Regions from separate parts of the Homo sapiens genome. Here region 2 is linked to region 1. Evidence: read pairs that join two places in POLR2A ChIA-PET (ENCODE). Cell type or tissue: GM12878. All regions are shown on one strand. Each heading gives the region's core, and the rest is flanking DNA. Links, peaks and the distances in the headings are about the cores only. Region 1 has its middle 20 kb from the start of TRA-CGC3-1. Region 2 has its middle 35 kb from the start of LINC01958.

What was found. Peaks named below come from ENCODE experiments on the same cell type or tissue, not always from the same donor. Only the 100,000 strongest peaks of a DNase experiment are listed, where the experiment ranks them.
Region 2: POLR2A ChIA-PET joins it to region 1 with 5 read pairs; 2 of 35 experiments call an interaction of 5 or more read pairs at or near these places.

Annotation. Positions count from the first base shown.
Region 1 is chr2:156,374,724-156,386,155 of GRCh38, reverse strand. No RefSeq gene overlaps it. Among named protein-coding and RNA genes, the nearest start is that of TRA-CGC3-1, 20 kb to the left of the region's middle. In GM12878, for the core only: no CTCF peak of the experiment used is centred there; a DNase peak (open chromatin) is centred at 5,705.
Region 2 is chr2:156,626,014-156,637,445 of GRCh38, reverse strand. No RefSeq gene overlaps it. Among named protein-coding and RNA genes, the nearest start is that of LINC01958, 35 kb to the left of the region's middle. RefSeq lists enhancers at 5,806-6,472, 6,473-7,140. In GM12878, for the core only: no CTCF peak of the experiment used is centred there; no DNase peak of the experiment used is centred there.

The DNA of each region.
Region 1 (11,432 bases), core at 2,341-10,340:
TTAGTATTGTGGTTGTGTCTGATACAGACACACACACACACACACCTCTAGGCTCCTCGTCTACTGGAACTAATAGCCAATCTAGAAAATATCACCATCTGAGTTTGGTTACAAGGGAGGGTTAAAAAAAAGCTCCATAAACTCTTATAGACAGTTTGGACCAATCCTTCCTTTCTACAGATGAGAAAACTAAGGCCCAGAGAGGTTTGGTAACCTTAAAATAGAACACACTTCCCTGCCTGACTTAGAGTACGTGGTCACACCTTTAGACAAAGTTATCTTTGATTAAAATTAATTACTGAATTAAATATGATTTTCAGGGAGAGACACTAAAGCTACAACAAAGTTACTCCTTTGTTAATGGATAGGGATTATATTTTCAAGACCATAACATTAAATGAAAGCAGAGTGCAACTTATATTTTAAAACCGGTTCTTTTCCATGATGCAAAAATAAAAGTACAGTATAAGTTATGTTTTAAAGTTGGTTATTTTTCCCTGCTGTACAAAAGGATTGTCAATTCAGTATACAGCTCAAACTATCTGTTATTGGTTTCCAAATTCCAGAGAGCTCTGTCTGACATTGTTCAAACTGCTAGTAATATAACCACATATAGATCCTATGTTGGTTTAGAGCACATGCCCCCACAACATTACCCTTGTTTATATGTCTTAAAGCAGCCCCTAGTTCCAGGAAATACTTTGTCATCATGCACTTGACAATTTTTGGTTGCCATCAACCACGTCACAAACTTAACACTCAGCTTTCCCAGTCAGTCTTTCCAGGGACCCAACTCACCTCTTTCTGTTTGGGTTTCCATGCTGACATTTAGAAAAACAACAGTCACTCGACTCATAAAGCCCTTTCTCTATGTTCCGTACTAATTTTAATATTGACTTTCTCCTAAAAGCTCCAAAATATTTTAAGGAATTTTTTTCCATTTTTGCAAGATTGAGCTTCCAAGCTTGTATTTTTTAAGTGCTTCCAATTTTTTTTCTTAACATATGTTGCACGAAGTCTGTCCTATTAACAGAACCTACTCCTTTTCCAAATAGTATGAAAATCCAAAGATTTAGCCTTTCAGAGAGCATTTCTAGGTTGTACAATTAATTTGAGCTTTGTGTTTAGCTCAAATGATTTTGTTTAGATTAGGTTCTCCCATGTCTCTTATTTGAATTTTGAATTCAAATCCATTTCTGGAACATCCAATTTAGTGTGTATCTGGGTGGTGACACATTTCTTTGTACTCATGAGGACAGTAAAAGATTTTTAAAAAAATGAACACAGCAGTATAACATTTGATTCTTGCATTTTTTTAGCAGTTCTCCTTTGCTTCCCCCTCCCAGTCAGGAAACTCTATTTAAAATCATAGGATTTGATAAATGTGTGTAGCAAATTAAGAATTTTAATTTGCTACATTACTGTATGTAATTAAGCACTTCGATGCTGGAATCAGACTGCCTGGGATTGGATCTTGGTTATGCTACTTCCTACCTGTGCAACCTTGAGAAAGTTATTTTTTTCTTTGTGCCTCAGTTTTTAAATAGAAATAACAAAAGGTAAACGGAGACTGAGTAGTAAATATATACAAATCACTTAGAATAATAGTACCTGATACATAGAAATAATAAATATTAGCTATTTCTAAACTGCATTAAACAGACTATATAGATCAGTTACCAGGAATATATAGATATCATAGAGCTTAGAAGCTTACATACATGAGATCCCCAGGATAAATAGGTAGGATAATTTTGAAGGAATTTGAGATAAGTGCCTTATTTTTTTTTACTTATTGCCTTGAATTTTTACTATATTTTATTGTTTTATTTATTTTATTTGTTGGCTTGAAGAATTTTACTTCTTGCCTTGAATTTCAATTTGCATCATAAAGAAATAATTCTACAGTAGGAGGTATTTAAAGGTTCTTCGGTGGCTGATATTTGTGATGATATATAGTTTTGATATTCATGTCATGATGGTTTTGGGATTTGAATGAAAACTTTTCTGAATGATTTTGACTAATCTGAGCCATCATGATCCTGGAATTCTATCAGAAAAAACTACCAGAAAATACTGGAATAGTTTGCCAGTGAACAATGTGAGAGAGAGCAAGAGTATTGCTTCTACTCACCATTAAGACCATTCATCAACTCTAACCAGATCTGTCACAGACAAGTGGCAAGGCCAGAAGCTGAAACATACATCCAGAGTTAAACTCAAGATAATGAATTCTTGATTTACCTTGTTGTGATGAGGTAAAGAAGTTCCATTCTACTGGCCATGACCCAGCAATAATAACAAGAGAAGCTTCTGCTTATGAGTGCACTTGACAGTTGTTGAAATATTTAACTTACTGACAGGACTTCACCTGTTCATTAAAGGAATGGTCAGGCGCATAATTTTAAAATTCTCCATTGCAGAATGAAGATTAAATAGATTTAATTTAAATGGGAGTAAACTATAGTGCAATTTACTATGCAGATATATATATGTGTATATATATATCTGAGGCTATGGAGATAATAGTGATGTCCCTAATAATTTCAGAGCCTATTTCAGTCAGTACTGCGACTCCCTTGGGCTATATATGAGACCAAATTCCTTATGTTCTGTGCAAAAATTTAGCAATGAATTGTTTGCTGTGCTATGTTATTATCTAGTCCTGCCATCTAGGTAAATCTCTTCCTGGGCAGGTTTCAGAACTTGCATTCCTTTCTCATCTCCTGCAACATTTTCACTGTGTTCACTGTTGATTCAACTGCACTACAGCTTCACAACAGGGATCCTCTCCCTGACCTCAAACTCTCAAGATTTTGTCAAATAATGCTGTTGACAGTACCATTCCTCAATTAATCTGCATGGGTGCTGTGGCCAACAGGTCTCCCAAAGGCAAATATCCTGTGTATGTTCAATTCCAACCCATTGCCTCCAGCTGGGAAGTTCATAATTAGAGCCAGAGGTTAAACTGCCTGATACAGGAGGCCCAGAGGAGCGTAGAGTGATGGGGGTTGGGTTGTTGTTACTCCTTTCTTAAATACAGGTTTGTTATAAATACACACCACCCACATTTTGCCCCCACTCAGCTCCTTGCAAGTTTATTGTTGGGCTTGGCTTTTCAAATATAGAAATGAATAATATCTGGCCCTACAACAATGACACCCTGAGACAACAGGGTTAGAAATACACAAAACGATGCTTGTAATTTGAATAGAGACTTTCTCTAAAGTGAAAAAGTAAAGTGAAAAATTAAAATGGTAATTAAATCTACGAAAGTTTTTTTTTTTGCCTCCAAAATGACCAAGTCAGACTATAACAATGTACACTCTGTAATAAAAGCTAAAGCTGTACATATATGTCAGCTCCTACAAAGAGGGTAAACACTAGCCTTTATGGCTTTGATATTCTGAAATAGGAAGGTGAAAGTAGTTATATAGATTTACATAGATTTTAAAGTAAGAAATTTCCAGACAATTAAGTTATCCTGCTTATTACAGACTTTTAATTTATAATCCCAGTTGTGGATCCACAGAAAATCTGACTTAAAACTTAAGACAGCTTTTAATTAGGACAGATTATTAAGCAGCACTATATTTGATTCCAAGAGCTCTTGATTGTAACATTATTCCTTATTTTACCCTAATCTCAGAAATGTGTCAATACATATATCTGTTAGAGCAATTTTGCTGTTATTTTTAGACTATTAATAGCATCGAGCTCAAATTGTCTACATTTATGATTTCAAGACCTACAAGATAAAAGAAAAAAAGCCTCAGAAACATACAAAACAGGCTGTTAGGAACAAAAATCAAACTGGCCTCACAGTTCTACACAATACCTTCCCAAGACAATGGAGAAACATCTAAAGACCTCGAGAAAAAACTTTAAAAAATGTATAGTTGGACAAACAGTCTTTCTTTCAGGTAGAAGGGCAAAAAGAAAACACTCTTAGATAAGCATTGTCTGAGAAAATAGTACATCCTGGAGTTATAATCTGGATAACTCAGAGGTGATTAAAAATTAGAATTCAAAAATGCAGAAGTAGTGATATGAAAGAACTTGCATAGCATTTCTCATTTAGTCTGAACCCCCTTGTTAATCCAGTTGAAAACGTGATAGATGAATTCTGCAGCTTTGAAAAATTCTTAATCTGCAATGCTTCCCTAATCTGTTCTTTCTTCTTCTTCTTCTTTTTTTTTTTTTTTTTTTTTTTTTTGAGATGGAGTCTTGCTCTGTCACCAGGCTGGAGTGCAGTGGCACGATCTCAGCACACTGCAACCTCCACCTTCCGGGTTCAAGCAATTCTCCTGCCTCAGCCTCCCGAGTAACTGGGACTACAGGCGTGTGCCACTGCGCCCAGCTAATTTTTTGTATTTTTAGTACAGATGGGGTTTCACCACGTTGGCCAGGATGGTTGATGGTCTTGATCTCCTGACCTTGTGATCCACCTGCCTCGACCTCCCAAAGTGCTGGGATTACAGGCATGAGCCACTGTGCCTAGCCTCTTCTTTCTTATTTTTTACTTTACTTGTTTACTTTTGCAATTAGCTAAACATATATGTTGGTGTTTGCAAATCTGTACCTCTCAATTTACATGGAAACTCTCTCCGGGTTTAGTGACAACCGAAAATAATGTCTGTTGTTCTCTGGTTTTATCACTGTTAAAAAATGATAAACAACTTCTGGTTAATGATCACATTAGTTCATCTCTGATCCAGAAATACCAGTAAAATAAAAATAAAGGAATAAAGTATAAAACCACTAAGGGGAAATATAATGTGAGAATAAATTATAGGAGGGGTCTAATTTGTGGAAAGATGGAAAACAGATGGATGAATCCTAGAAGGTTCAGGCTCACCACGAATCTAAAAAGGCGGGAGTGTTGGCTGGAATTGAAAATGGAAGGATTATTCAAATGTCTAAATGTCTGAAAAGGGAGCTGTTAGCCTCCAGCATCCTCTTATCCCACACCACCCAGCCCAGCAACTACCCATACAGCATGAGTACCCCTCATGCCAACCCTTGGGAACTATCAGATCACCTTCTAAAGCAGATTTCAAGCTTCTGGCTGGATTTCTTTTTATCTCTGGAAAGAGCCAAATTCATTTTCTAGATAAATTAAACCATAGAGAATCCACACTTGGGGAAACAACACACATCAGAGAAATGGAAGTGAGCCCCCACAGAAAACAGGGAATGTGTGAAATTCCCACAAAATATTGAAACATCTCAGCTCTATACCCTGCTCTGCTCCTAGAAGACATCATCAGACAGGAGATTTTACTGTGTGTTAGGCAGAAGGGTAACCCCTTAAAGATGTCCACATCCTAATCCCCCAAACCTGTGAATGCGTTATGTTACATGGCAAGGGGCAGTCAGGGTTGTAGAAGAAATTAAGTTTGCTAATCAGCTGATGTAAAAATAAGAAGATTATCCTGGATTATCTAAGTGACTCAATGTAGTCATAGAGACTCTTAAATGTGGAAGAAGGAGGCAGAAATGTTAGTGTCAGAGGAATGAGATGTGAGAAAGACTCCACAGCCATTGCTGGCTTTGAAACTGGAGGGAGCCATGAGTGAAAGAATGTGGTCAGCCTCTGACCACTAGAAAAGCAAGAAAACAGATTCTCCTGTAGACTCTCTACAAAGGAAACAGAGTCATGCCCACACTTTCATTTTAGCCCAGTGAGACCCATTGTTGGACTTGAACTATGCAACTGTAAGATACAGTTGTGTTGGTTTAAACCACTAACTTTGTGGTAATTTGTTATAGAAAACTAGTACAAAAAGACTGACTGAAATAAAAGGCCAGCAAATACTGAGACTGCACAACCAGGTGCCTTTCCTTTCACCCTACAGTAGTAAAGCCTCAAGTCAGCAAACCTCCCTCTCACTTCAAACTCCCTCCCCCGCCTCCCCTTTCCATGAGTGTGCTCATGCACACATAGCCTCTAATCAGCATCCAGAGCTTCTATCTTGAATGTGAACAGACTGCCAAATAGCCCAGGAATGTGAGTGAAACCTCCAAAATAGAAACTAGAAAAAAAAGATTTAAAAAGAGATAAGATTGAATGCAGAAGAAACAAAAATGGCAGGGTAGGGGGAGTTAAATTTAAGTTAAATTTAGTTTAAAAGAAAATTGTGTTTTAAAAAACCTATAATTAATATAATCAGAAATCTAAGAGAGATATCTGTAAATCAAGAACAATATGCTATTGAAGAAAAAGAAGTGGAGAGGAAAAGGGAAAAAAATAAGTCTCTAGAAATTAAAAAATATGTCAGCAGAAATTTTAAAAATTAATAGAATGTTTGGAATATGACGTTGGGGAAATCACCCAGAAAAAATACTAGCATAGGCAAAAAGGCCAGCCACAGGAGAGGAAAAATAAGATAATCAATTATGCTAACAAAAGAGGTTAAAAATCAGATCAATAAGACTTCCAGAGTAGAGGAAGAAAAAATGGATAGGAAAAATGATGAAAGAAATAATATAAGAAAATATTGTTACCAAAGAACACATTCTCACGAGTTCTTGGTACAATGGATAAAAAGAGACCGACATCAAAGCATATGATAACATTTTAGAACACCTGTGATAAAGGTAAGTGGAAGCAGACATCATATTCGAAGAATATATCCAAACTCAGGATGCCAGAAGAGTGAAAAAATGTTTTTAATGATCCAAGAGAAAATAATGTTTAGCCTTGAATTATTTACCCACCCACACTATCAACTGAGTGTAAGTAAAAATTGAAAAATTGATCAGACAAGGAACTTCTCAAGAAAAAAGAAAGCCCTCCAATGTATGATTTGTTTTACAAAAGTGAAGGAGTACACCACAAAAGGAGAAGTCTTAGGTCTAGAAAATAGTCAACATAGAGTGTTGCAAGGGGAATTCCCAAGACAATAGCTATGCAGAAGGTCTAGAAAGTAGTTGGTCTTTGATACTGCAATGATGGGGTTGAAGAGATATCACTAAAAAAAAAAAAAAAAAAAAAAAAAAAAAAATCAACCAAACCAAAAAGAAATAGGAACTTGATATATTTGACTCTATTGATACATTTCTCCTGTCAGTGGGGTAGTTGATTTTAAACTATCAATGTAAAGATTTTTGTAGGAATTCTGAACATCAGCTTTGGGAACTAATTTATGACTAAGTCCTCAAAAGCAATTGCAATGAAACAAAAATTGACAAGTGGGACCTAACTGAATTAAAGAGCTTCTGCACAGCAAGAAAAAGGAAAAAACTATCAACAGAGTAAACAGACAATCTACAGAATGGAAGAAACTATTCAGAAACTATGCATCCAGTAAAGGTCTAATATCCAGAATCTATAGGCAACTTAATTGAACAAACAAAAAACAAATAATCCCACTAAAAAATGGGCAAAGAATATGAACAGGCACTTATCAAAAGAAGACAATACAAATGGACAACACACATTTGAAAAAATGCTCAACATGCCTAATCATTAGAGAAATGCAAATCAAACCCACAGTAAGATACCATCTCATACCAGTCAGAATGGTTGTTATTAAAATGTCAAAGAAACAGCAGATGCTGTTGAGGTTGTGAATAAAAGGGAATGCTTATACACTGTTGGTGGGAATGTGAATTAGTTCAGCCACTGTGGAAAGCAGTTTGGAGATTTCCCAAAGAACTGAGAACTACCATTTGACTTAGCAATCCCCTTACTGTGTATATATCCAAAAGAAAATAAATTGTTCTACCAAAAAGACACATGCACTTGTATGGTCATGGAAGCACTATTCACAAAAGCAAAGACATGGAATCAACTTAGCTGCTCATCGACAGTGGATTGAATAAAAAAAAGTGGGTACATATATACCATGGAATACTACACAGCCATAAACAAGAATGAAATCATGTCCCTTGCAGCAACATAAATGCCCCTGGAGGTGATTATCGTAGGTGAATTAACACAGGAACAAAAAACCAAATACTGCATGTTGTCACCTGTAAGTGGGAGCTAAACACTGGATACTCATGAACATAAAAATGGCTACAGGGGGGACTATTGGAGCAGGGAGGGAGGCAAGGGGGCAAGAGTTGAAAAACTATTGGGTACTATGCTCAGTACCTGGGTGATGGGATCATTCACACCCCAAACCTTAATGTCACACAATATACCCAGATAGCAAACTTGCACATGTACCCTGTGAATCTAAAATAAAAGTTGAAATTATTTTGAAAAAAGATTTTTGGAGGGTGAATAATATTAGATATAAAGAAAGTAAAGCAAACATAACTATAATAACCACAAGAATAAACAATAATTAGCTCAGGAAATCAAAGTCATAGAAGAAAGGAAATGTAAATCATAATAAATTACATATTCATTTATAAATAATATTTATGTGGTAAGTTGTAGCAATATAAACAAATTTGTATTCATTTAACCAAAAATTGGGGGTAGAAGAATGCTAGATCTTTATCTTTTAGATTTAGGATGCGAAAAGTAAAGTCTCAAATCAGTACCTCTATAAATGGCATTAAAATGGTCAAGAGCTATGACAGTAGTCTTTTTTCTTTTTTGAGAGAGGGTCTCACTCTTTTGCCCAGGCTAAAGTACAGTGGCATGATTCATAGCTCACTGCAGCCTCCACCTCCCAGGCACAAGTGATCCTTCCACCTCAGCCTCCTGAGTAGTTGGGACTACAGGTATGGGCCATCACACCCATCTAAGACAGTAGAGTCTAGAAGAGATAGCTAAAAGAATGGAAAGTGTTTATCTCTGGGAAAATGAACTAAGAACTACTAGGAGAGGTAGAATGGAGGACTTCTGTGTTTGGATTTGTTTTTTAAAATTGTATCGTCTCTTAGTTTATTCGGGCTGCTATAATAGAGTACCATAAACTGGATGGCTTATAAATGACAGAAATGTATTTCTCATAGTTTTGGAGGCTGAGAAGTCCAAGATCAAGGCCACAGCAGATTCAGTGTCTGGCGAGGGCCTGTTTTCTGGTTCACAGACCAGCACCACCAGTTGTATCCTCATAGGTGGAAGGGGCAATGAGCTCCCAAGGGCCTCTTTTATAAGGAGACTAATATCATCCATGAGACCTCCACTCTCATGACCCAATCCCTTCCAAAGCCTCCACTCCCTAATATTATCACCTTGTAGGGTAGGATTTCACCATATAAATTTAGAGGACACAAACATTTAGGGCATAACATATGCATGTACTACTTTGATAAAATTCTAAAATAAAGGCTAAACTATTTACAAATTTGTGAGCCACGCTCAAAGAATTATTATAGTCTCTTTCTTCCATTCTAGAAAATAGATCTATATACAGCAATATAGTGATCATTTTTTATTGCTAAGAAACTTGAATTATAAGTTCCCACATCTTTAAAGTTCATATTGATTAACTGAGTCATTTTTTTAATTGGGAAAGACTAATAAACCATCCAGTGGTAGATACTACCTGTCATCTAAGACAAATGAAAGTTTGTTAATTATGCTTAAAACACAAGTATAAATAACTTTACCTCAACTACATAAAACAAATATTTGATGCATACTAAAAAACAGAGATATCTCAACAAGATTTCTATTTTCCTTCCCTCCCTCATTTCTTCTTTTCTTCCTCCCTCCCTCTTTCCCTTTCTCATTTCCTTTCTTTTTTGTTTCACATGTCTAAATTTTCCTATTTTTAAAACTTGAATGGATATTTCCCTTATAATAAAGAAACATCTATTAGTTTAAAACACGATTTAAAATAAAATATAGGAGGGAGTGGTTCCAAGATGGCCGAATAGGAGCAGCTCCAGTCTACAGCTCCCAGCATGAGCGATGCAGAAGATGTGTGATTTCTGCATTTCCAACTGAGGTACCGGGTTCATCTCACTGGGGCTTGTCGGACAGTGGGTGCAGCCCATGGAGTGTGAGCTGAAGCAGGGCGGGGCATTGCCTCACCCGAGAAGCACAAGGGGTCAGGTAATTCCCTTTCCTAGCCAAGGGAAGCCGTGACAGACAGTACCTCGCAAATTGGGACACCCCCACCCTAATACTGCACTTTTCCAATGGTCTTAGCAAATGGCACACCAAGAGATTATATCCTGTGCCTAACTCAGAGGGTCCCACGTCCACAGAACCTCACTCACTGCTAGCACAGCAGTCTGAGATTGAACTGCAAGGCAGCAGTGAGGCTGGGGTAGGGGCGTCTGCCATTGCTGAGGCTTGAGTAGGTAAACAAAGCCGCCAGGAAGCTCGAACTGGGTGGAGTCCACCGCACCTCAAGGAGGCCTGCCTGCCTCTGTAGACTCCACCTCTGCGGGCAGGGCATAGCTGAACAAAAGACAGTAGAAACTTCTGCAGACTTAAACGTCCCTGTCTGACAGCTTTGAAGAGAGTAGTGGTTCTCCCAGCATGGAGTTTGAGATCTGAGAATGGACAGACTGCCTCCTCAAGTGGATCCCTGACCCCCGAGTAGCCTAACTGGGAGACATCTCCCAGTAGGGGCCAACTGACACCTCATACAGCTGGGTGCCCCTCTGAGACAAAGCTTCCAGAGGAAGGATCAGGCAGCAACATTTGCCATTCTGCAATATTTGCTGTTCTGTAGCCTCCACTTGTGATAACCCAGGCAAACAGGGTCTGGAGTGGACCTCCAGCAAACTCCAACAGAGATGCAGCTGATGGTCCTGACTGTTAGAAGGAAAACTAACAAACAGAAAGGACATCCACACCAAAAACCCATCTGTACATCACCATCATCAAAGACCAAAGGTAGATAAAACCACAAAGATGGGGAGAAACCAGAGCAGAAAAGCTGAAAATTCTAAAAATCAGACTGCCTCTTCTCCTCCAAAGGAATGCAGCTCCTTGCCAGCAATGGAACAAAGCTGGATGGAGAATGACTTTGATGAGTTGAGAGAAGAAGGCTTCAGACGATCGGTAACAACAAACTTCTCCAAGCTAAAGGAGGATGTTCGAACCCATCGCAAAGAAGCTAAAAACCTTGAAAAAAGATTAGACGAATGGCTAACTATAATAAACAGTGTAGAGAAGACCTTAAATGACCTGATGGAGCTGAAAACCATGGCACAAGAACTATGTGACGCATGCACAAGCTTCAGTAGCTGATTCGATCAAGTGGAAGAAATGGTATCAGTGATTGAAGATCAAATGAATGAAATGAAGCGAGAATAGAAGTTTAGAGAAAAAAGAATAAAAAGAAATGAACAAAGCCTCCAAGAAATATGGGACCATGTGAAAAGACCAAATCTATGTCTGATTGGTGTACCTGAAAGTGACGGGGAGAATGGACCCAAGTTGGAAAACACTCTGCAGGATATTATCCAGGAGAACTTCCCCAACTTAGCAAGGCAGGCCAACATTCAAATTCAGGAAATACAGAGAACACCACAAAGATACTCCACAAGAAGAGCAACTCCAAGACACA
Region 2 (11,432 bases), core at 1,976-9,975, 250 kb before region 1:
ACCAAAGCAAATTAACAAAATCTCCAGTAATCTATAAATGTATTTCTAAAACTCATATTAGGAAAAACACTGTATCTGGACACGATACTGCCTGACCCATATCCAGAAGACTTGAAACCAGATAAGTAAATAATTGATCATTTTTTTTTAGAAATATTTGCTAGGACATCTTAATATCAGCCTCATGTGAAGAAATAAGAAAGTTAAAATTTATAGCTAAGTCATCAAGTGTGTATAATAGGAATAATTTGACTCTTGGTGTCAACTATACTTGTGTGAATTGACATACTGATGCAACTTTCTGAAAGTTAGTTTGTTCACTAAAATATACTAATGTCTATGAGCGTATTTGGAAGAATAGCAAACAAAATAATAAATACGTTAAGTGCTAGGAATATTATAGGTATTAAATTATAGTTTTCACATTATTATGATTGCCATTATGATTCATTGTTAGTTTATAGACTGCTATTAGTAATCACAATATTACTAATAATATTAGCATTATATTATTGATTACATGTGATTATAAACATGATTACTAATATCACTATCATTATTGTTGTTACTAGCATTTTAAGAATTTAGCTTAACTCTGGAATGTTTTCAATACAGAATTCCTGCTACAATAGACCTGATTTTTTTAGAAAAATAAATTAAGAAATAAAAAACTAAATATGATGAATAAGAAAGAAGCTTTAAATTGCTATGCATTGAAGGCTAGATTATTCTAATAGACATAATAATTAAAGCACCAAAGCCTGTAATTTCTCACTGAAAAGACAGAATGAGAAGGAAATAGTCAATGATGCATAAAAAGAAAATTTCCACTCTTGGTTACCCCTTATTCAGTCTATTTCATGCAGCCATGCTTGAGAATGCAAAACGTGACCCAGAAGCTGGTGGTAAAATATATTTCTGCTCCTCTGAGAAGCAGTTAATTCAACAGGCTGTGAACAGCTCCCAACTCCTCAGCAAATAACTATACACTTCTGATTATGTTCTTGACATGGGCAAATGAGAGGACACACACCCAAGGACTGAGAATGATGACATGCCCAAAGGAAAAATAGGACCCTTGCTGCTGTCCCAGGGACTCATTCTGTACCAGCCCTCATTCCCATTTCATTAATCTCACAAAAACAGCATTTTACTAAATCTAATTTTTTTTTTTTTTAAAGACGGAGTCTTGCTCTTATTGACCAGGCTGGAGTGCAATGGTGTGATTTTGGCTCACTGCAACCTCCGCCTCCTGGGTTCAAGTGATTCTCCCGCCTCAGCCTCCCGAGTAGCTGGGATTACAGGTGCCCACCAACATGCCCAGCTAATTTTTACACTTTTAGTAGAGACAGGGTTTCACCATGTTATCCAGGCTGGTCTTGAACTCCTGACCTCAGGTGATCCACCTGCCTGGGCCTCCCAAAATACTGGGATTACAGGCGTGAATTTTTAGGCAAAACTTATAGTTTAATGAGGAGCTTTACCATATTATTACTTCCATTTTGCAGATAAGGAGTCTTAGACAAATGTAGCCTAAGGCTACATACCTAGAGTACTAAAGATTTGGAGCACGAGCCCAGGTATCCTATGCAGGTATGGAACTGCATAGTCTGAATTCTTAACCCTCACCACCTGCCTCTTTTGGGCATAGCAGTTTTAAGCAGATGTTGAATGTGAGTGGCAGAGCTACAAACAAGGGTCAGCCCACAAACAGCAGCATTCACAAATGCTTTACATAAACTGAGTGTAAAACGAACACATGATACAAAATGTGAATGGGAATTCCCATATTGTAGCATCATCTCCAAAGCTAAGGACCACAGAGCTATACTATAAATCACAAAGGTCGCCTGTAATCCCAGCACTTTGGCAGGCCGAGTTGGGCAGATTATGAGGTCAGGAGTTCGAGACCAGCCTGACCAACATGGTGAAACCCCGTCTCTACTAAAAATGCAAAAATTAGCTGGGCGTGCTGGCGTGCACCTGTAATACCAGCTACTCAGGAGGCTGAGGCAGGAGAATCGCTTGAACTCAGGAGATGGAGGTTGCAGTGAGCCGAGATCGTGCCACTGCATTCCATCCAGCCTGGGTGACAGAATGAGACTCCGTCTCAAAAAAAAAAAAAAAAAAAAAAAAAAAATCACAAAGGGCAAGTCAAATTACCAGGTTGTCATCTCGAATAGATAATGGGATCAACTTCAAGGTAAGAATTTCTCACTTTCAAAGTAAGAATTTGTGAAGCTAAGCACACACACACACACACACACACACACACACACACACACAATATAACCATGGTTAAACAAAATACCAAGTTATAAGTTTTTTGAGGCCAAAGATCCCAGTAAAATGTGCTTTAAGTCTCCATGACAGAGAGCTTAAAAGGTATTTTTAAGTGAATTAAAAAGCTGTAGCTGGCTTTGAAGAAAAAACATGGAAAAACAATATGATTTACACAACTTTTTATACCTTTATGATTCTGCAAGAAACTTCCCAAAATTTGTCCCAGTTTTCTTTAATATTGTTTTGTTTCTCATTAAAATAAAACTGGCAAGAATCTCTTGAGGATAGCTCTTTTGCAATTTAAATGATTCTTATTAAACAAACCTGGAGAAGAAAAGCTGTTTTATCTTAATATTTTTTAGAGATAACTGAATCATAGTATTTAATCAATGACCCATTTTGTCAAACAAATATTTAAAAGTGTCAAGTAACTCAATGGAATACAATATCAATTCATGACAACATTACTTAGGATTTTAGAATGATGTCACTGATTAAGGAATAGTTTCAAAGATCTTTCTTCTTCGTATAGAGAATGACGATGAAGAAGAAGAATTAATACAGTTTGGAGTTATAAATGACTCCCTTTTAAAAATGGGTTTCACAGAGCTCACGGGGCGAGGTGGCTCACACCTGTAATCCTAGCACTTTGAGAGGCTGAGGCAGGTGGATCACTTGAGGTCAGGAGTTCGAGAACAGCCTTGCCAACATGGTGAAACCCCGTCTCTACTAAAAATACAAAAATTAGCCAGGTATGGTGGCTGGTGCCTGTAGTCCCAGCTACTCAGGAGGCTGAGGCAGGAGAATCACTTGAACCCGGGAGGCAGAGATTGCAGTGAGCTAAGATAGTGCCACCGCACTCCAGCCTGGGTGACAGAGCAAGACTGTCTCAAAAAATAAAAAAAAAATAATAAAATGGATTTCTTTGACAAGAACTATGATACATATGAAGAGAGCCAGAGACTGGCATCAAAATTGGCTATTGTACATTACGTATCAGGAGGATGCTTCAAAAGGAAGGCATTTGCTGCCACAATATCCAGTTGCCAGTTGAAAAGGTTAATATCCTTTTAAGCAAACTATCCACCAGAGGAAGGAAAAAAAAAAAAGAACTTACTAATAAAATCAATCTGAGCTTCAAAATCAATTTAATACTGTATATTAGGAGGAAACTCTATTCGTTATTTTTAAATATTTAGCTGACAGATTGTTTATCTTCAATCACAGATCTGTATCTGCTGTTTAACTCATAGAACTAAAAATATTCACTTATTTGGCACATTCTCCTGGTGAAATTATTGGCAGAAATTTTAAATTAGGTAGAAATCTTATGTTGAGAATGCAAAAGTGGGTTGGGTGTTTTTTTTTTATTGTTGTTGTTGTTTGTTTCTTCATAATAGGAAGTTTATAAAGACACCAGCAAAGGGTAAAATATAAGTATTGAGAATAGAGGAAATCTAATAATTCTCAGCTTAATAAATCATTTCACAAACCTGTATGTGTATATATTTTTCACTTTAAGAAGCAGGTCTAAGCCAAGAACTTTTGTATTCTTTATACTTAAAAAAATAGCCCTTTAGCTACTTTGAAGTCATATGAATTAAGCAAATGAAAATTACAAAGAGGCATGATTTTTTTGGTGGTTTTCTTATCACCATAGCAAATTGAAGCCCACACATAAATGATCAGAGAGCTGGTTTTCAAGCTTACTGTCTTCAAGAGAAAGACAGATTCTAGCTGTCACTTCAAGAGTCATCTAGTTCACAGCTACCAGCAACAGGTAGCCAGCAACCCTGATGAGGGATAGAAACAGCACCCATAGAGGACCCCTTTCCTAGCAGAATTTTTTGACACCACTCAATCCTAGAGGAATGGCTTCACAGAGCCAAAGACAACTTTAGGGTGACTCAGCTGTCTGTAGGTTTTCTCTAGCAAACCTGGAAGATGTATTTTGCATTTTGTTGTTATCTAAAATAACCAACTCCTTATACTTTGATTGAGATATTGAGATGTCCCATCCTTCCCCCTGTATCCATGCTGGCACTGGTTAATGTAATCTTCATAGGACACAATCCTTAGATATATGTTAGGTTGATTGTTCCTGTAACTTCATGGCACTATTCCATTTACAAAGCACCCACCCATAAAAATGGCAGCTGTTACCCTCTCTCTTTGCCCCTCCTTGAGAGTCCCCTGTCCTTACCATGGGAACTATAAAAGCTTGGCTTTCTTAGAAAATATGTAGATTTAGAATTAGAAAAAGAGAAGACATTATAAAAAATAGAGATAATATTGGGGACTTGACCGAAGCATAGTTAGGCTGATTTCTTTACTGCAGAATTTCTTAGAGCCTTGATCAATTAATGTGCAAAGTTATTGCATGAGGGGGTATTAGAGAAGGAATTGTTTATAAGTCACTGCGCCTACTGGATAGTTCTCTGCTTATAAATTGTATCAGCCCATATACACGTGATATTGTCACATTGATGAAGATACACACCTCACTCCTGCCCTCCATTGCAGTTTTATTTAGGACACAAGCATCTTTTTAAAAGCCAGATACTTGGGGAGGGTAAGGAGATTGATTGGTCATATTTTATACCTTTATGTGGTTTACTTGGAGAAGTTCTCATTGTGTGAAATTACACTGGTATGCTGAACTACACCAGTCTTCTTTTAGAAGGAAAGGGGAGAAGATGGTTTTAGAGCACTGTGCAGTTGGATGGGTACATTTGTGGGTGGAGGAGCAGCAGGAGGGACTGGGGGCATGGGGAGGTAAGAACTGTGTGTGTGGCTTTGTTTTTCTTGGGTTGGATTAACTTGGGTTGGAGTTTGTGGGGGAAGTGATAGGAGAGTAAATATAAAACCTAACTCTGCTTATTTCATAAATAGGCATATTTTCCACAAATATATCCATCTTTTTCTCATACAACAAACATTCTGACTCTCAAAATTTTAGCTAATTGAATTATAGGATCCCCAAATTCAAAGTTTAGCTACATTTGGGTTAAATATACTAAAGATGGCAAATGAGACCCTAATTTTCATTTTTTTGAAATATTATATCTTTATTTATGGCATATAAACAAAAACAAAACCTTTTCCCAAAAGGCTACATAAACACCTTACTTCAAGTATTATAAAACATGTTATTATATCTTTTCCCTGATTTGACTTAGTTTCAATAAATATTTTGTTGGAAAACCATTTTTCCCCAACTATAATAATGATGCAAACTCATTATAGAAAACTGGGAAGCTATAAACATGTTTAAAGTTGAAACTGAAAATCACCTAGCATTTCTTTCTATGACAAAAGATCTTCTAAATTTCAAAACATGAACTTATAGGTAGGTGCACTTTTCCAATATAATCTATTGTAATATGTAGTCTACTTGTTTTTTTTCCACTCAGAGTCATTTTTCCCAAACTCAAGTAACAAATCCATCCTCCTAAGTGTGGGAATATAATTACTAGTCAGAGAGTTGTGCATCTGAAAAGTTTATATTAGCATTTTTCATTTGGAAAGCTCAAGCTATTGCCAAAGTTCAAAAGACATGAAGCTCCAGAAATATTTAGTATCTTGTCTATCAGATTACAATAATATCTTGAGACAATACTATATAATGATACTCTAGCTTAAGTAAAAACAAACTAAACTAAAAACTTCATTATAGGCAGTTATAATATTGATAATTGGAGCTGATTCTATTAAGGGGCAACCCTCCTCCCCAGTCAACACAAAATGCATGTTGCTTGTTAGAAGACTGTGTTGACTATATTTTCTTATTTTCTGTATTCCTGATGCTCTGGCATCTGGGGTCTCTCTAACTGGGCAGAGACTGCCCTCTCTCCCTAAGGACAGCCAATTCATAGAGATTAGCAAATGACTAACCTTGGAGCACAGCTTTCACTTGCAAATTCACCAATCCAAAGCCCACAACTCCCCCACACCTCTTCTATTTGGCTCTTAAACTCCAGGCCAATATTCCCCTATCCTAATCACTGCAAGGCCAGTTACCAAACAACTCAGGACAGCCTCCTACCCCAAAACCCACTGAAATTATTCAAACAAACTCATCATCATAAACCTGCTTACCCTGCCTCACCCATTCTTTCTTGCAGAAACCACAATAATGCCTCTTGCCCATGCTTTCCTCCCACTCCGTCTGCCTCCTGACTGCCCTGGTGCTTCCCCTTGAGGACCTGCATGGAGTTCTGTGCCCCATTCTCTTGAGAACTGTGAATAACAACTGTTTTTTCAATGACAATTGTCTCCTGATCTGTTAGTGTCAGCATACCTGAATAATAGCAAAACACAGTTTAAAACAAAGACTTTAAATTCATGCCAATTAGTGAACACATAAGGTTGTTTTCAATTCAAAATGCCTAGAAATAATAAGAGGGTGATGTACACATCTGTAGATGGAGGTCAAATTCACCCTTTTTTTCAAGTACCTCTTATTGCAATAAAATATTAGGATGTATGAAAATTTCAATCCTTTACCAGGATAGCTACACACTATGAGGTCTGAGCTGTAATGCCCTTATTGGTGAAATGAGGGATTTGAACTAGATAATCTCCCTAAGTCCTTCTAGATAGAGCATATAATCTCTTAGTGTTTCTGCTAATGTATTTTTATTAACAAAATCCCCTTTGTTAGATGACTCCACCCAATCTAAAGCACAGTGGGAATGTTATTTCTCTATTGCCAATGCACTTGAATTTCTCCATGGCAGTTACTGGGTTTTACTAATTCTTCTATTTCTTACCCCTATTATGGTCTAACAGCAGAAGCTCAACAACAAGAAACACAACGACTGACTGAATCAAATTACAGTGAGCTTCATATTGGGTAGAAATAGATAGACATGAGAATAAGATTATGAAAACTGTCATTTTCACTGAAGGCTTGAATAAGAAAACTCTACACCCAAATACTTAATCCAAGTCTTTTTTGCTAATGAATGATTGGATACTTGTAAAATGAAAGAATCAGTCAACTGTCACTAGAAATATTCTCAACAACTAAGATAAGTCAAATGAAAAGCTTTTTAGGGATTTTTATTTCTGGTTGCTTTAGGGTTTTTTGGGTTTTTCTCAACATGACTGTTATTGGTTTGCAGTATTATTTCAGAGACTGATTTGAAATTTTTTTATCCACTAAAAATCAACAATTGGCATTTTTAATTTTATAGAAAAATGAAAAAAGTATTAATCTGCAGCCATGCCAAAAAGGCAAACAAAAAGAGCAGCTTTTAATTAAATCTAAGGGATAGAAGTCTTAGTACATTTTTCATTTCTCTCTTCATTCCTCTCCCAGCCACTAGCTGAATGTTGCATTGTAACTGTTCCTCTCCTGATTTACATTTTTCTCTCTTCAGAAGGAAGAATATTAAAAGTCACAATAATATACATTTTAGAAGAAAATTTTAATTACTAATTCATAAGAAGTAATATTCATGTGCCAAGTATGTTACATGATCTAAATTAAAATACTAAGTTGAATTTGCTCTGGGGGATTTTAATACCAGGTAATATAGGTAAAAGGATATGTGGATGTTTTTGATGTCCTGTAAGATAAAATTCTGAGTTTCAACAGGTAAATACATTTCAGTAACTGAATAAGGGGCCCTCTGTAATCTTCATTTTGGGGAGGCCCTTATCCTTGAAATGATATCTAATAACTGAACTCAATCTCAGATTGTTCCTGATCCTGGCCACCAACCAGCTTTAGGGTACTTTGAACCTTTCTTTCTTGGAGAAACTCTTCCCCTGATTTGTCATTAGGATTTTAGGTGCACAAGTTAAAAGGAGACTAGAAAAATAAAATGGTTAAGTAAATTGGTTAAAACTGAGTCTGAATTATGCTGTGGTTTTGTTTGTGTAATTGCTTTGCTATCTGAGTCTTCTAATCACTAGACTCCATTTAACAATTTTAATAAGGATGGCATTTATTAAAATAAGAAGAGATCAATGGCCAGCCCAGCTTTAGAAACACACCATGAAAATTAGAAATTCTCAGATGAGTATTCCTAAGATGCACAACTCAAGCAACTTGAACAGAATCAAAACTCACAGAGAATCTTTAAGAATACCATAACCGTTTCTATATAAGCAAAGTGGATGATTAATAATTTTATTCAAATGAGTTACGGTTAAATAACTGAAAAATACATACAATAAAAAGAAATGAGAGATCGTGTGGCGAGAACATCTCTTTAAAATGGAAGGAAGCAATCTCCCTAATTGTAATCATGTCATCAACGTGATCATTTTCAATTACCAGGTAATACAAACGCACTACTTTTTACTCTTCCCTGATCCACCTAATGCCTTACACAGAATAAATTCTCAATAAATATTTTAAAACTGATATGTCTACTCTTCCAATTCAAGATAAGAAAATCTGTGTATATAATATACTAACAGGCTAAACTAAAAGAAAATCATATAATCTTTTTAATACAGGGTAAAAGATAAAAATATACATTCTTTATTTTGTTTATATATAAAATTGGAGATGGAATGACTGCCATATAATTTAAAATATCTATTTTGAAGTAAAAATTATCATCATAGTCAATGAAAAATTTCTAGAACTATTTTTTAATAGATATTATAGATCTGGCATAATAAAACAAAACTGATACTGCATAAATACAAATGAGACCAATTTTTAGTAATCAGCATGTTTCTGGTTCACCCCACCCTGTAATGCTTTAGCTCATCCCCTATCAAAAGTTTCCATATTCATCCCATCTATGAGTGTGGGATGTAAGCTTTGGCTTCCATGACTACCAACGTCTCCCTGATCATTGGTTACATCCACTGAGGAGCATCTTCCCCCTACTGCTGGATCCCCTGCATCTGCCCTTGGAAGTCTCTCTCAGTAGGCATGGATATCACCTCAGGGTCTCCTCACTCAGTGCTAGGGGCACAGTTGCCCATGGCAGCTCATGATAATGTTAGACCTATCACCACTCACCAGTGCTGGTATCACCATGTCCAAAGCAAGCATGGCTACTGCCTTGGGTCACAGAGCACCAGCACCCCACTGCACAGAAGTTGCAAGAACTTCTCCTTGCAACCTTTTCAATACACCATTACTTGATTTACACTACCCTGACCTGTATAGATCATAGAAGTTTCTGTAAGAAAACAATTTTTAATAGTGATCAATTTTTTGTAGTACTAATGTGAGATGCAAATTTAAAAAATGAGATGTTCGTTTCCTAACAAAATAATAAGAAAATTGTAAATCGATGAATTTCTTTTGGAGCTTAGATATCTTTCAAGACTCACAGCATTCATACTTTTAAACTAGTAATTTCACCTCTGGGAAGTTCCTAAAAAAATAATGCAATATGTAGAAAAGCTTGTGTAATGGAAATGTTTATCCCAGCATTATTGATAATCGTGAAAACAAAAACAATTAAATACTTAAAAGTAGGAGAATGAGGCCTTGTGCAGAGGCTGACACCTATAACCCCAGCACTTTGGAAGGCCCAGGGAGAGAGATCACTTGAGCCTGGGAGTTCAAGGCCAGCCTGGGCAACATAGTGGGACCCCGTCTTTAAAAAACAACAACAAAAAAAAATTAGTTGGGTGTGGTGGTGCGTGCCTGTAGTCCCACTTACTTGGGAGGCTGAGGTGAGAGGATCGCTTGAGCCTGGGAAGTCAAGGCTACAGTGAGCTGTGATTGCACCACTGCACTACAGCCTTGACAACAGAGTATGATCCTGTCTCAAAAATAAATAAATAAACAAGAGAATAAGTACATTAATTCTGAGTGAATGATTGCAGCAACATGGCATATAAGCAACTGAAGAAATAAATAATAGCAAATTTCTATTAATGTCCACATAAAAAATGAAAAGTTTAAAAAGGAATATATAAAAATTGTATTTGTTATTGTGACAGGGTTGTAGAAATCATTTTTTCTCTAGTTTCATCTTAGAGGAATTGCTGTTTTACTTTCTAAATTGTGACTTCAAAATACGGTGAAGGATAAATAATGATGACTTATGATTTTTTAATTAGAGAAATTACATAGCTCCCACACTGAGAGTTAGCCTTAGTACCCTGAAGCTAGTATACTATCAAATGGCAAATTGCCAACTGCTATATTAATGAAAAGTTCAAATTGCTCCTAACCTAGCATCATGGAAGTCCAGCTGAGTGTCTTTCAAGCCCCCTGATGAATTTCCTGGCATTTTTACCAACTGCATTTCATTCAATAAGACCAGCCAGGGCTCTTGGTCAATAAGGAGACACACAGATCCTCCTCCATGGCCTTTGTCTAATGTCTCTGCATCTCAGCCAGAAGAGAATAGCCCCTGTAATTGTGAATCACCTTCTAAGCTTCTGATGAAAAGTCAGCTTGAAATACTACTGTTGTCAACCATATCACAGAGGTGCTGGAGATATTTAAATCACACTACACCAAAGCAATGAAAGAGCATGGAAGAGAGGAGCTATAATGTAATGTTTCAGATGACATCAGGATCATGTGACAAGGTGATATGTGGCTTTGGCTTCAGAGTGGCTTTAGCAGAACCCCAGGAATTGAAAACTGAGAGATGGGGCAAGGTTATGCACAAAGAAACATCAGCCATCGTGACTGTGGAGATCAATGTGAAAAGCAGTGTCAAGGCCACAGGTCACATTCCTTGAGTACTGTGCTTCATTCAAACATATACAGACCCCAGAGGGTCTTTATGGATGAAGAATTGTCCCCAAGAGTTGACACCTTGTGGCACAGTGAAAATCAGCGCGGTTATAGACTTCTAAGTCTTATCCCCTCCTTCAAGGTCCAGTTATTATTTCAGCTTTGTGATTTGAAAAGATGGAGTCACTTGGTCTGTCTGGGATTCCATTTCCATCTTCAACAGAGACCTAGGACTAGAACATTTCTAAGATTATGTCCAATTCCAAAATTCTCTGAATCTGATTTAAAAATTTCACAAATATTCCAGGCCATACTATTGCTGTCTTCTCTTGAGCTTTCAAAGCACTTACACTACCAGCAACTGGCAACTTGCCATGAAGCTGCCTTTACCACCATTTGAATGTTTTTACTGGGTTATTTGTTACAAATTGATCAGAAGCTAGCCCTCAGCGTCAGGTTTTCTGTCTGTCCCAAGGAT